2 separate regions of the Homo sapiens genome follow, and region 2 is linked to region 1. A link is an interaction called in ENCODE POLR2A ChIA-PET data of the cell type or tissue named here. Cell type or tissue: GM12878. All regions are shown on one strand.

The links. ChIA-PET counts read pairs that join two places held together with the same protein. Peaks named below come from ENCODE experiments on the same cell type or tissue, not always from the same donor. Only the 100,000 strongest peaks of a DNase experiment are listed, where the experiment ranks them.
Region 2: POLR2A ChIA-PET joins it to region 1 with 5 read pairs; 7 of 35 experiments call an interaction of 5 or more read pairs at or near these places.

Annotation. Positions count from the first base shown.
Region 1 is chr1:21,774,522-21,779,521 of GRCh38, forward strand. The region is part of intron 1 of USP48 (ubiquitin specific peptidase 48); the gene reads right to left. Among named protein-coding and RNA genes, the nearest start is that of USP48, 6.1 kb to the right of the region's middle. In GM12878, no CTCF peak of the experiment used is centred here; no DNase peak of the experiment used is centred here; H3K4me3 peaks cover 2,467 bases; H3K27ac peaks cover 2,573 bases.
Region 2 is chr1:21,907,178-21,912,177 of GRCh38, forward strand. All of the region lies in intron 1 of HSPG2 (heparan sulfate proteoglycan 2), which reads right to left. It also overlaps the pseudogene RPL21P29. Among named protein-coding and RNA genes, the nearest start is that of HSPG2, 28 kb to the right of the region's middle. RefSeq lists enhancers at 2,240-2,956, 2,671-2,720, 2,781-2,840, 2,891-2,960, 2,957-3,672 and 1 more. In GM12878, no CTCF peak of the experiment used is centred here; DNase peaks (open chromatin) are centred at 2,377 and 2,774; H3K27ac peaks cover 381 bases.

The DNA.
Region 1 (5,000 bases):
ACTAAAAATACAAAAATTAGCCGGGTGTGGTGGGGCGCCCCTGTAGTCCCAGCTACTCAGGAGGCTGAGGCAGGAGAATTGCTTGAACCCGGGAGGCAGAGGTTGCAGTGAGACGAGATTGCACCACTGTACTCCAGCCTGGCAACAGAGCAAGATTCTGTCTCAAAACAAACAAACGAAAAAAGAATAGCCAGGTGCGGTGGCTCACACCTGTAATCTCAACACTTCGGGAGGCTGAGGTGGGCAGATCACCTGAAGTTAGGAGTTTGAGACCAGCCTGGCCAACATGGTGAAACCCCGTCTCCACTAAACTACAAAAATTAGCCAAGCATGGTGGCCCATGCCTGTTGTCCCAGCTACTCCGGAGGCTGAGGCCCAAGAATCACTTGAACCTTGGGAGGCGGAGGTTGCAGTGAGCCAAATTCACGCACTGCACTCCAGCCTGGGCAACAAAGCTAGACTCTCTCAAAAATAAATAAATAAATAAATAAATAAATAAATAAATAAATAAATAAGGCAGCTCTACATGCATGAATAGAAACAAGTTGCAACAAAGTATGTATTGTGACTCCCCTTTGTTCTTTTTCCTTTGAGACAGGGTCTTGCTCTATCGCCCAAGCTGGAGTGCGGTGGCATGGTCTTGGCTCACTGCAACCTCCACCTCCCAAGCTTAAGCCATCCTCCCACCTCAGTCTCCAGTGTAGCTGGAACTATGGGTCCTCGTTAGGGTTATTTTGTTTGGTTGGTTGGTTTTTATTGAGACAGAGTCTCACTCTGTCACCCAGGTTGGCGTGCAGTGGCTCAATCTTGGCTCACTGCAACCTACACCTCCTGGGTTCAAGCAATTCTCGCGCCTCAGCCTCCTGAGTAGCTGGAATTACAGGTGTATGCCGCCACCATGCCCGGCTAATTTAGTAGAAATGGGTTTTTGCCATGTTGACCAGACTGGTCTCAAACTCCTGACCTCAAGTAATCCTCCCACCTCGGCCTAACAAAGTGTTGGGACTACAGGCGTAAGCCACCGTGCGTGGCCCTCATTAGGGTTTTGGGACTAGAGCTACAAAGCCACTGAAGTAAGGTGGCATGACACTGGCTTTCTAGAGTGCTTCACACATTTCTGTAATGTTTTAATTTAGTAATAGTCATATGATGTTTCCCTAATGAGAACAAAACAGACATTGTACTCCCTATACACGGCTGGAAGCATAAGTAAATCCAGCCTTTGAAAATTCATATCAAGGCTGGGCATGGTGACATGCACTTGTAATCCCAGCTATTCAGGAAGCTGAGGAAGGAAGATCCCTTGAGCCCAGGAGTTTGAGACCAGCCTAAGCAACATAGTAAGACCCCGTCTCAAAAACAAAACAAAACAAATTTCACATCAAAAGATTAACTGTAACAAAAAGAAATTGTAACAAAATAAATACATATTAAACATATGAAACCCTTTGCACTTAGATCAGAAAGTGTGACTAACACATTATGTTGGTGAGGGTATGATGTATATGTAAGATACTCTTACACATTGACAGGGAAATGTAAAGAGAAACCCTCATTCTGAGGGGCAATTTAGCAACATGGATCAATATGAAAAACACACATCCCTTACCCAACAATTTTACTTCCAGGAACTTACTTGACCACCAACCTCACTGTTAACAAACAAGTCTGCCCTCAAGACACATAATATTTGCAGAATTCTGTGGACAGAGGATTTAGTACACACTGCTTTCATCCTGTGATTGCCCTAAGTACTTTCAGAAATGTAAACAGTCCTGACACATGTGGTCTTTGAATATGGTCAAACACCTCATTCTTCAGCTTTGGTATCTCATAACAAATTGTTGCATAAAGTATGAAAAATACATATTGGTGATACTATTTATTTATTTAGTCTCTTCTTGCAAAGAGAAGAAATAAACAAAAGGAGAAAGGCTCATGTCTGGAATCCCAGCAATTTAGGAGGCTGAGGAGGGAGGACTGCTAGAGCCCAGGAGTTTGAGACCAGCCTGGGCAATGTGACAAGACTCTGTCTCTATAAAAAAGGAGAAAGTGAATAGTGTCTTGTCTCAAAAAAAAAAAAAAAAAAAAAAAAAAGAAGAAAGTGAGTAGAAAGAGAGCTTTTTGGATATCTAAATAAAAGCTGACAGGGCCAGGCACAGTGGCTCACGCCTGTAATCCCAGCACTTTGGGAGGCCAAGGCGGGGGGATCACTTGAGGTCAGGAGTTCGAGACCAGCCTGGCCAATATGGCAAAACCCCATCTCTACTAAAAATACAAAAATTAGCCGGGCGTGGTGCCTGCAATGCCAGCTACTCGGGAGGCTGAGGTAGGAGAACTGCTTGAACCTGGGAGGCGGAGGCTGCAGTGAGCCGAGTTTGTGCCGCTGCACTCCAGCCTGGGCAACAAGAGTGAAACTCTGTCTCAAAGAAAAAAAAAAAAAATTAGCCAGGTGTGGTGGTGCATGCCTGTAATCCCAGCTACTCAGGAGGCTGAGGCAGGAGAATCGCTTGAACATGGGAGGCGGAGGTTGCAGTGAGCCAAGATTGCGCCACTACACTCAGCCTGGACAACAGAGCCAGACTCCATCTGAAAAAAAAAAACAAAACACCAAAAATTAGCCGAGTGTGGTGGAGCATGCTTGTAGTCACAGCTACTCGGGATGCTGAAGTAGGAGGATGGCTTGAGCCCCTGGGAGGCAGAGGTTGCATTGAGCCAAGATTGCACCACTGTACTCCAGCCTGGGCAACAGAGCCAGACCTTGTCTCATAAAATTAACTAATTCATTAATTAAAACTGCTCAAACCTTGGGTGAGGTGTGGCTTCTTACAAGACCAAAAGCGTCAAAAAAAAAATAGTACAATGTTGGGGCCAGGTGGTTCACACCTGTAATCCCAGTACTCTGGGAAGCTGAAGCAGGACTGCTTGAGGCTAAAGGTTCAAGGTCAGCCTGGGTAACATAGTAAGACCCCAACTCTACAAAAAATACCAAAAAAATTAGCTGGGTGTGGTGGTACAACTTGCAGTTGTACCTACTGGGGATGTTGAGGCAAAAAGATCACTTGAGACCAGGAGTTTAAGGCTACAGTGAGCTACAATCACACCACTGCACTCCAGGTTGGGCAACAAAGCAAGAACCCTGCTTCACTGATAAGAATAAGAAGGCGGAGAAGAAGAAGAAATTGGACTACATCAACATGAAAAGCTTTTGTACTGAAAATGATACCACCAATAAAATTAAAAGCCATAGAAATTAGAAAAAATATTTGCAAATCATATATTTAATAAGGGACTTATATGCAGTATATATAAAGAACACAACTTGGCTGGATGCAGTGGCTCACGCCTGTAATCCTAGCACTTTGGGAGGCTGAGGTGGGCGTATCACAAGGTCAGGAGTTTGAGACCAGCCTGGCCAGCATAGTGAAACCCCGTCTCTACTAAATATACCAAAAAAAAAAAAAAAAAAAAATTAGCTAGGCGTGGCGGTGTGCGCCTGTAGTCCCAGCTACTCGGGAGGCTGAGGCAGGAGAATCGCTTGAACCTGGGAGGCGGAGGTTACAGTGAGCCGAGATGGCATCACTGCACTCCAGCCTGGGTGACAGAGTGAGACTCCGTCTGAAAAAAAAAAACAAAACAAAAACAAGACCAAAAAAAGATCACAACTCAATAACAAAAGGCAACTCAATTTAAAAGCACGCAAAGGATTTAAACAGACATTTCTCAAAAAAGATATATGAATGGCCAATAAGTACACAAAAAGATGTTTAACGTGATTAGTCATCAATGAAACACAAATCAAAACATAAGACACCACTTCGCACCCACTAGGATGGCTAAAAGAAAAAAGGCAGTAACAAGTATAGGGACATAGAGCAATTGGAATCCTCATATACTGCTTGTGAATATGTAAAATAGCGCAGCCACTCTGGAAAGTAACCTGACAATTCCTCAAAATATTAAACACAGACATGGTGGTTCGTGCCTACAGTCCCAGCTACCAGGGAAGCTGGGGCAGGAGTATTGATTGAGCCCAGGAGTTCAAGGACAGCCTACACAACATAGCAAGACCCTCATCTTAAAAAAAAAAAAAAAAAAAAAGCCAAAAAAAGGCCATGAACAGTTTCATTCATGCAATCCAAGCATTTCAGGGGGCCAAGGCAGGAGGATCACTTGAAGCAAGGAGTTCAAGACCAGCTTGGGCACCAAAGTGGGACTCCATTTCCACAAATTTTTTTTTTTTTTTGGAGACGGAGTCTCGTTCTGTCACCCAGGCTGGAGTGCAGTGGCGTATCTCAGCTCACTGCAAGCTCTGCCTCCCGGGTTCGTGCCATTCTCCTGCCTTTGCCTCCCGGGTTTATGCCATTCTCCTGCCCCAGCCTCCCGAGTAGCTGGGACTACAGGCATCCGCCACCATGCCCGGCTAATTTTTTGTATTTTTAGTAGAGACGGAGTTTCACCACGTTAGCCAGGATGGTCTCGATCTCCTGACCTCGTGATCCGCCAGCCTTGGCCTCCCACAGTGCTGAGGTTACAGGCGTGAGCCACCACGCCCAGCAAAAAAATTTTGTTTAATTAGCCTCGTGTTGTGGCATGTGCCTGTAGTGGCAGGAGGCTGAGGCGGGAGGATTGCTTGAGCCCAGGAGTTCAAGGCTGCAGTGAGCCATGATTGCACTGCAATACAGTCTGTGTTACAGAGTGAGACCTCATTAAAAATAAATAAATAAATAAAAGTTAAAAGAGCTGGGTGCGGTGGCTCAAGCCTGTAATCCCAGCACTTTGGGAGGCCGAGGTAGGTGGATCACCTGAGGTCAGGAGTTCAAGACCAGCCTGGCCAACTTGGCGAAACCCAGTCTCTACTAAAAAATACAAAAAATTAGCCGGGTGTGGTGGTGGGCGTCTGTAATCCCAGTGACTCAGAGGCTGAGGCACAAGAATCGCTTGAACCTAGGAGGCAGAGGTTGCAGTGAGCCGAGATGGCGCCACTGCACTCCAGCCTG
Region 2 (5,000 bases), 130 kb after region 1:
GGACCCTCCAGAAAGTCTGGAGGTACCTGTGCCCCAGAGAGAAAGAGAGCTTCGTTCAGCTGCTGAGTGCAGAGACCGGGGCAGGGGCTCACTCCCAGGGCCGGCGACCATGCAGGTAAGGGGGTGCTGGTGCTCTTCAGGGCAGCGACTGAGAACAGGGCTCCCAACCAGCTCTGCTCGCTGGTCCCTTCCCTTCTCTGGGCCTCAGACTCCCCTCTGTCCGATGATGAAGCAGCCCTAGGTCATGGCTCTCCAGTCCATCCTCAGCAGCCTCAGGGCCACTCTGGACAGGAGTGAGGTGGAAGCGGGGCACCGTTAGAGTTTGGGCCCCTTCCCAAACACTCACTTTCATCAAAACACATCCAATTTTTTTTTAACAGGGTTCTGCTCTGTCGCCCAGGCTGGAGGGCAGTGGGCCTCCTCAGAGCCTCCTAGGCTCAAGATATCCTCCTGCCTCAGCCTTCCAAGTAGCTGGGAGTATAGGTGTACATCACTACATCTGGCTAATTTATTTTTTGTAGAGATGAGGTCTCGCTATGTTGCCCAGGCTGGTCTCGAACTCCTGGTTTCAAGCGATCCTCCTGCCTCGGCCTCCTAAAGTGCTGGGATTACAGGCATGAGCCACTGTGCCCGGCTACAAATCCACCTCTTTCCTTTCTATATTCTCACCTACATAAATATCTGGTTCAGCCCTTGGTTAGCTGTGAGGCCATGAGCAAGTCATTTCTCCTCTCTGTGCCTCCGTTTCCTCATGTGTAAAATGGGCACGATCATTCATAGTAATAATATCTATCTCATACGGCTGTTGTGAGGGTTAAATACAGATGTAAAATGCTACAGATAACACAGCACATGGTGAATGTTCTATAAGTGTTTGCTGCCTTTCGGCCGGAACCGCCATCTTCCAGTAATTCGCCAAAATGACGAACACAAAGGGAAAGAGGAGAGGCACCCAATAGATGTTCTCCAGGCCTTTTAGAAAACATGGAGTTGTTCCTTTGGCCACGTATATGCGAATCTATAAGAAAGGTGATATTGTAGACATCAAGGGAATGGGTACTGTTCAAAAAGGAACGCCCCACAAGTGTTACCATGGCAAAACTGGAAGAGTCTACAATGTTATCCAGTATGCTGCTAGCATTGTTGTAAACAAACAAGTTAAGGGCAAGATTCTTGCCAAGAGAATTAATGTGCGTATTGAGCACATTAAGCACTCTGAGAGCCGAGATAGCTTCCTGAAACGCGTGAAGGAGAATGATCAGAAAAAGAGAGAAGCCAAAGAGAAAGGTACCTGGGTTCAACTAAAGCGCCAGCCTGCTCCACCCAGCAAAGCACACTTTGTGAGAACCAATGGGAAGGAGCCTGAGCTGCTGGAACCTATTCTCTATGAATTCACGGCATAATAGGTATTTAAAAAAAAAAAAAGACCTCTGGGCTGTTAAAAAAAAAAAAGTGTTTGCTGTGATTATCTTTGTTATTTTGATTAAAATAAGGGTCTCACTGCTTAATGAGTTTGAAAGCCATCAACTTAAACGACCCCAAAGCTTCCTCTGGTTTTGATATTTTAGAGCACTGACACTCTAAAACATTAGGATTCTAAAATTCTAGGCTGTGTCCCACCTGCAAAAGGAACAGGGCTAAAGGAGGGGATTACAAAGTCAGGACAGGCTGGGTGCGGTGGCTCACGCCTATAATTCCAGCACTTTGGGACTGGTGGTCAGGAGTTCGAGACCAGCCTGACCAACATGGTGAAACCCCGTCTCTACTAAAAAATACAAAAATTAGCCGGGCATGGTGGCACATGCCTGTAATCCCAGCTACTTGGGAGGCTGAGGCAGGAGAATCGCTTGAACCCGGGAGGTGGAGGTTGCAGTGGGCCAAGATGGCGCCATTGCACTCCAGCCTGGGCGACAGAGTGAGACTCCATCTCAAAAAACAAAAACAGAAACAATGTCAGGACAGAGCCAGAAGGAGTCAGGCTGCAGAGACCCGCTGAGCAAAGGGTCATCATCACCATCATCCTCATCATTCATTTATACCTCCCCTCTTGCCCTGTTCCAAAAAGGCTGCAGACAGCTTACAAAGATGCACACTTAACAGCCAAGAGAATATTAACTAAAGAAATATAAGAAAAACTCAGGCAGGGCAGGCAGATGGAGCCTGGAGTGAGGCAAGCAGACAGAGAGCACATGCTGAATCCCAGAGATCTAGGAAAGGGACAACTCATGTGGCCCTGAGCTTGCCAGCAGCCAATGGGAAGAAGGAAACCTGACCAGTCCCTAGATTCCATGTCTCACAATGTAAAAACAAACCAGTTGCTTAGAAAAAGCACAACTATCCCTGATACTGAGAGCAGGGAATGTCCCAAGGGACAGGCTTGTCTGGCACCCTTCTCTGCCTCATCAGTGGGGCTGGCATCCCCTCAGAGTCTGCTGACCATGACCCTTTGAAGCTGAAGCCAGGGGCAGAGGCTACAGTGATCAAAGATTCAGGGAGCTGGAATGGCAGTCCAGTCAGTACCCCACCAACCTCACCCCAGCAGCCTTGGTCTAGGCAGGATTACCCATCACTCCCCAAACCCGAACACAGCCAGTGCCCAAAATAGCTAGAGCAGGAGAGGGTGCCAAGAGGCCCTGGCAAGGGCCTGGGCTAGGCCCACCTACAGGAGGGCCCAGTGGGCCAATGCACACATACCTCTGGTGCACAAAGAGGCACCTTCAGTCAGGCACAGAGCCGTCCCTGGGAGTCCCCCACCCACCAGGCTCCCCCCTCAGCTGCACGTTGCTCACGCAGAACTTGAGCTGCTGCTCCACCCTTCCCACAAAGCAGGCCTTCCTGCCTGAGCCAGACTAGAAAAGCCTTCCACAGAAATGCCACCGCACCATATAGGGAAGTGCCTGAAGACCTCCCCGCCCCACCTCCAGAATCTGCCAGAATCAGCCCCCTCAGGATCCTCCATGGCGATGTTGGTTCCTCCCTGGGTCCCCCAGCTGCAGACCAACACAATGGGGGCTATTCTGGGCTGCACGGGGTATTTAAAGCTCTGACTGGGCCTCCTCCCTGGGGAACAAAAGGCCTTGCCCTCCGTAAGACCTTCCTGAAATTGTTCCTGCCCAGACTGTGGTGGCTGCATCCTGTACTGTTCCCCACCTCCCCTGCCAGGCCCTGAGGCCCTGTAAGATTCAGCACAAAATGCCTCCTCCAGGAAGCCCACAGGGCTGCCTCCTGTGCTCAGCAGCACTGCCTGAGACCCTCAGAAAAGCTGGGTCCTGGCTCAACTCTGCCATCGATCTTCTCTGGGTCCCAGTTTTCTCATCTGCAAAATATGGATGTGAATCCCAGTGTGTGAAAGCACTCCAGAGGCTTCCATGGTTAGGATGAGTAGTGTCTCTCCAGCCACTTTGTGAAGCAGAATATAAGCAGGAACGGGAATTGGTCTGTTTTGTCGCTGCCCTTTTTCTAGCACCTGGCACACAGTAGGTGCCAAATAAATATTTACTGACTGATACAAATATTTAAAGAATGTGTCTGTAGCCTCCATAGAACCACCCAGAATGCCAGGCACACAGGTGGTTAATACCCTCGATGGTAACGTTGCCAGCTCTCAGCTTGAGCACAAAGAACACATCAAGCCTTATGCTAAGTACCTGATGTTAATTATCTGATTTAATTTGCTCAACAGTCCCAAGAGGTCGGTACCATTATCTTATTTCACAAGCAAGAAAACGGGAGTTCCAGTCCAGGTGGTTAAGCAGCTCGCCTGAGGTCGCAAATGGCCAAGCTGGGAGTCAAGCCCAGGAGCCCTGAAGCCCCTGGCATCCTGCGCCAAATGCACATTGAAGAAAGGCAGTCGGAGAGCACTGGGTGGGGAGCCAGGAGCCTGAAGTCAGCCACTAAGCTGTGTGACTTCAAGCAAGTTGCTTGGCCTCTCTGAATCAGTTTTCTCTTCCATAAAAACAAGGGCATGAATTCCTCTTCTTCAGGTCGTTGGTAGGATCAAAGGAACCAAAGATGTGACTCTGTCTCCCACACTAGCCCCAGCCCCTCCCCAAGGGCAGCAGCTGTGAAGGATGGTGGGAAGATGTACTGGGAGGAGGGGGCTACCCAGAGCTGGCCCCAGAACAAAGCTCCACAGCTGCTGACAACAGCTGGGGAGAGCTCTGGGCCTGGCCCAAGCAGGGGGAGAATGGGCAGGCTGGGAAGTCACCTCTGGCCCTCCTCTGTCACCCTTCCCTGCTGACAGCTGCTGAGGCCTCAGGGCCAAGGGCCCCAGAGCAGGCAGGGAGTGGGGGTGTGGAGGGGGTGGGCGGGCTGGCTGGGGTCATCTTAGTCCTCATGCTGTCAACTGCTCAAGCCTCAGGGTGCCTGGCCTCGCTGTCCCATAGCACAGCCCTTTACCCAGTTCCCTGGGAAGCCTGGGTGGAGAGGCCGGAGCAAAGGTCTGGGGCTGAACATGCCTTAACTGGAGCCTGGCCTGCTCCAGGGCCCCCGTGGGGAGGTGCAGGGCCGGGAGGGAGGGAGTCCTGAAGAGGCTTGCAATTTCCCTGGTGCACAGCCCCACTGCAGGCCCTTCAGGAAACGTCCCTGGAGGCTGTGAGCTTGGCCCACCCCAGCCCATCTCAGCCCCCTCAGCTGCCGGCCAGCCCAGCTCCACTCCCAGTTCGGTGCCAAGCCTTTCCAGCCCGCTCCAGCCCACGCAGCTCTCTCTCCTCTGAACTCTCACATACCCATAATTACAACTGACCATATTTTCCAAAGCAGAAATCAAGAAACCACTAAATAAAGGATTTCTGGGCTACTTCTGAGTGTCAGAGGCAGCCTGGGAGGTGAAGTTTGGATGCAGAGGTATTCAAATCTCTGAGACACGTTGATAGTTTTTTGCGATGACTACTATATCTATCATATTTTATTAATAAGTCAAAGCCATCCTAGGAAATGTGTGTTGGGCACATGCCACCCCATACCACTGTTAACTGTTGACTGGACACTTTAGCCTGGCA